Regions from separate parts of the Homo sapiens genome. Here region 2 is linked to region 1. A link is a loop called in an ENCODE intact Hi-C map of the cell type or tissue named here. Cell type or tissue: PC-9. All regions are shown on one strand.

Evidence for each region. A loop is a pair of places that touch in the nucleus more often than their neighbours do. Peaks named below come from ENCODE experiments on the same cell type or tissue, not always from the same donor. Only the 100,000 strongest peaks of a DNase experiment are listed, where the experiment ranks them.
Region 2: a loop joins it to region 1, with 16 times the contacts of the local background. A loop is called at or near these places in 9 of 110 quality-filtered maps.

The regions. Positions count from the first base shown.
Region 1 is chr1:178,605,410-178,607,909 of GRCh38, forward strand. No RefSeq gene overlaps it. Among named protein-coding and RNA genes, the nearest start is that of C1orf220, 64 kb to the left of the region's middle. RefSeq lists enhancers at 512-661, 672-811. In PC-9, no CTCF peak of the experiment used is centred here; no DNase peak of the experiment used is centred here; H3K27ac peaks cover 534 bases.
Region 2 is chr1:178,718,305-178,720,804 of GRCh38, forward strand. No RefSeq gene overlaps it. Among named protein-coding and RNA genes, the nearest start is that of RALGPS2, 5.7 kb to the right of the region's middle. In PC-9, no CTCF peak of the experiment used is centred here; no DNase peak of the experiment used is centred here.

The DNA of each region.
Region 1 (2,500 bases):
AGGCCTGATCTGGAGGCCAGGTTGAACCACCCCCGAGAGTGAAAACCCACAACAAGAAAGCATCTACAGGCCGGGCGCAGTGGCTCACGCCTGTAATCCCAGCACTTTGGGAGGCTGAGGCGGGCAGATCATGAGGTCAGGAGATTGAGACCATCCTGGCTAACACGGTGAAACCCTATCTCTACTAAAAATACAAAAAAAAAAAAAAAAAATTAGCTGGGTGTGGTGGGCACCTGTAGTCCCAGCTACTCGGGAGGCTGAGGCAGGAGAATGGTGTGAACCCGGGAGCGGAGCTTGCAGTGAGTCGAGATCGCGCCATTGTACTCCAGCCTGGCGACAGAGCAAGACTCTGTCTCAAAAAAAAAAAAAAAAAAAAAAAAAAGCATCTACACAGCATTATTCTGTGCAAAACACAGCCCACAGCAGGTTTCCAGTTGTCAGAACTGACTCCCCAGTGTGAGCTCCTCCACTCCTCACCTGTCATTAAGGGCGTCATTTCCATAGAGAACGTTCTTGAAAATCAGCCCTTCTATGAAGCTTCTTTCCAACATACCCCTCCCTGTTCTTTCCCTTCCACCTGGCAACAGAAGACATTTTCTCTTCTCTTTGAGCACACTGGGACTACATGCAGCTCCTGGGGAAATTCTCCAAAGAAACAGATTCTTGCTTTTAACTCCTGACCTACTCACACAACAGAGCCCACAGCAGGAAGGCCCCATTCTCGGCCTAGTGAGCTGAGGTGTTGCCACCCACTAGGCACAGCTGCTCTGCTAATTTTAGACCTCTCTGAGAAGTCACTTGACTTCAAGGCACTTGGAGACACACATCACACCCTGTCTCAGGAGGTGGTCTGGGGTGGGGCTCACTCTGCTTTCAACACCCATAACACCTTGTAACCTACAAAAGTGACTTTTTTTTGGAGGTTCTCCTCAATAAATGATAAAAAATAAATGACAACACTCAAAATGAGCTGTGAAACTGAAATTTGTTTCCACCTGGTCTAGCCCTGAAGCCTTAGGTGCCTTATTCAGCTGCCTGATCTTTACCAGGCACCACCTCATATTCCACACATCCACAGCTTAACCCTGGTGAGTGCCGCCTGGGGCAATTTTAGTCACCCAAGCTAGGACCCTCAGGACAACCCTGACTACCTTCCATCTCTCTCCAGTCACTAAATCTTAAACTGAAAACTATTTTGTCTCCTAAATAATGTTTGCAAACTTCCCCTCTATTCTGGCACCCTCATCCCATTTCAGGTTCTCTTCAGCGTCTCCCTGCACACTGCAGCAGTTTGCCCACAGTCACCCCGCCTTCTGTCTCATCCTCAAAGTCTAGCATCTATGGTGATCTTTCTAAAACCATGTCTATATCTCACTTAAACCCCTTCAAGGCATCCTGTCAGGTTCTCCAGCCTATCTGCTCATTAGAATCACCTGGGCCCTTAAAAAAAAAAAAAATCAGTTCCTGCTTCCATTCCCAGAGATTCTGATTTAAGTGGACTGGATGGGAGAAAGAAACCATATTTCTTTTTAAAATTTCCCAGGAAATCCTAATGTGCAAACATGGTTGAGAACCCCTGACCTGCAGGATAAAGTCCAGGCTCCTTCCCATGGCACCCAAGATGCTCCTGACTGGGCCCCTGGCCACCCTCTCCGGCCAGCCTCACTCCTGGCCAGTCCATGCCTTTATGTGCCAGCAACACTGAACTGCTTGCAGCTCCCAGCATTGCTTATGCTGTTCTCGCTGTCTGAAGTGCCCTCCCTACTGGTCCAACCAACATCACCTTCTACAGAAAGCCATTCCTGACTACTTTCCCTCACCTCCAGGTGCCCCGTGAAACTTTGGATGTGTCTCTATTACCGAACATTCACATGATTTTATGATACCCATCTTTCTTAAACACAAGGGAGACATTTATTTATACAGGGATAGTTCACAGAGCCCAAAGCTGCTGAAACTATAGCTGGGCCTCTCAAGCACTGGAACCCTGAATTAGAAAGCTTTCAGATACCAAGGTGCTTTCTTTCAGTCATTTTCTCTCACTGGGTTACGTGGCTTCTGGTGTCTGTTCATTGCTTTTGGATCTCCTTGGCAGACAACATTCTCTACCTCTGTGTACCTGGGTGGGCCAAAAATGGGCACTTCACAAAGGCTGAGTCAACTCCTGAAGGCCGTGTTCTCACTTCCAGCAATACTGACCAACATCCTGGCTGTCAATTCTAAAGTCCCTGAAGAGAGAATCTTATTGGCCCAGGGGTTCACCCTTGTCCATCAGCTGTGGCCAAATAGGGTTGCTGCGTAAGAGGCAAGTCTTGAAAAAATAGAGAGGAGTCATAGGATTAGCAGACTACCTAAAAGGTGACAACTATGCCCCAAGAGTCAAGGAATTCTTGAACTATGTGATAACCATGTATAGGTCAGCAATAGAGACCAAGTGCTGTGTGAGCCCAGAGGAGTAAACCATAGTAGTCTTCGATGTCAGGGAAGTCCTCACAAGAAA
Region 2 (2,500 bases), 110 kb after region 1:
ACAAATCTTATTAATTGGGCAAGCTATTAGGCAAAACAAATCTTGTTTTAATGTGCATTTCTTTGATTATTGGTAAGGTTGAATAGATTTTCTTAGCCGTTACAATTTTTTCTTCTATTTGTTTTTCAGTTTGAACCTACAGAGGTTGAACTGATGATGAAATGTCCTAATGTAGACATCATGGGGGCAATGAGAGATGTGCTACAGAAGCCTGGGTAAGAATTACTAGTGGAGCAGTGATAGTTCAAAGAGTAAGGCCGCATATGGGTTCCTTGTATAATCATAGAAAGAAGACAATACAAAGCTATTAGGAAACTCAGAGTCAGGAAGGAGAGAAGAGAGACAGTGATAGAAACTGGCAGTAGCAGCTTAGCAGTTGTAGAGATAGAAGTAGAATCAAGATTGTCCTCTGTCATAACTGGTTAAGGGACTTTGAGCAAGTCTCTTGAATCTCTGAGTCTCAGTTCCCTCATTTATAAAATGAAAAGGTGAATAAGATGCCTCTTCAATTATAAGACATCTTGTCTCTAATTTTAACCTGAAAGGTGAGACAATTTCATGGAGGCAGTCAACAACTTCAGAAAGCATAAGGGATCTTGCAGTAAGGTGGTTATTTAAAATTACTCTGATGTTATAGTCTATGAATTGCTTACTTCTGCTGCTCTTGCTTCTTTAAAATTGTAACCTTAAATAAACCGTTCTATTTTGAACTAATTTCAAAATTATAGAAAGACTGCAAATAATATCTACTCTTTACCCAGAGTCGCCTATTATTAACATTTTACCTTTTTATCATTTCTGTTTTCTCTCTCACTATATATGTGTGTGTGTGTGTGTGTTTTTTCAGAACCATACCTATGTCCTGGCCCTTTATTCTGAAATACTTTAGTATATATTGTCTAAGAATAGAGACATAACCACAGCACAGTTACCAATTTCAGTGACTTTAACATTGATGAAATATTTTTATCTGATCAATCTACCATCAGTTTTCCAATTAACTGAATAATGTCCAATATAGCATTTTTTTCCTCCTCCAGGAAAGAATCTAGTCTAGTATCTCATATTACATTTAGTTGTCATGGCTCTTCAGCTGGAATATTTTCACAGCCTTTGTCTTTTATGACAGTGACATCTTTGAAGGATACAGCACCCCTTACCTCTTTTAAAAAACAAAACAAAACGTTGCTCACTTGGAATTTGTCTGGTATTTCCTCATTAGATTCCTCATTTCCTCATTATATGCTATGTCTTCGGGGAATCACATCTGGAGGCAAATGATGTCCGTCTGTCCCTCAATTGTGATGTTAATTTTGATCACCTGGTGAGGGTTTTGTCCAATTTATCCAGTGTATAATTACTCATTTCCTTGCAACTAATAAGAAGTCTATGGAAAAATACTCTAAGATCATGCAAATATCTTGTTCCTCATCAACATTTCTTCCTATGTTTAGATATAAGATGGTTTTTGCCTTACCCAATCTTTGCCCTAACTGGTTGCAAAATGATGATTTTCTAACTTCAACAATCTCTCAACACTCTACCATAAGCAAGAGTATTTCCTTTTTCTCCATTTGTTTTATCAATTAATTATTGGTATGCCTTTATGAATTCCTGTTTTTTTAAAAAATTTCTAACCTATTTTAACATGCAGGATATATAAAAAGAAAACTATAGAGATGAACACTCAACCAAAATCCTTTCCTATCATTAAATATAAAGAATAATGCTTAAAAATATTATAAAGGAAGTAGAATACAATAATAATTCACTTATCTGGAAAAAAAGTTGCCTGGTAAATGTAATGATCCAAAATATAGAGGAAAATATCAAAGCAAGTGAAAGGTCTTTACACTAAGTAAATGCCCCCAAAATATCAGAGTTGTTTTAGCCTTTTCTTATTTTATATGCTTATTTATTTATTTATTTATTTATTTATTTATTTTGAGACAGAGTTTTGCTCTTGTTGCCCAGGCTAGAGTGCAGTGGCAAGATTTCAGCTCACTGCAACCTCCGCCTCTAGGGTTCAACTGATTCTCCCGCATCAGCCTCCCGAGTAGTTGGGATTACAGGCACCCATCACCTTGCCCAGCTAATTTTTTGTATTTTTAGTAAAGACAGGGTTTCATCATGTTAGCCAGGCTGGTCTCGAACTCCTGACCTCAGGTGATCTGCCCACCTTGGCCTCCCAAAGTGCTGGGATTACAGGCGTAAGCCACCGTGCCCAGCCTTATATGCATTTTTAAACATTGGTTAGTTTCCCCAGCCCACTCTAACATGATAAGACAATTCAAGGGGAGGTGTATGTGTGTGAAATGTGTGTGCAGAGCTAACCTGTAGCAGCAGGGGCAGCAACAAGAAGGCACAGCAGAAAGATCAATTATGAGGGCCACCAAATCCATTAGACTCAGAAGAGTGCAGGAACATAGAAGGCTGTGATTACTTAGTGTATGGTGAAGAGTACTAAGTACAGTACTTGTTGGCTCCTGAGGATATCTTG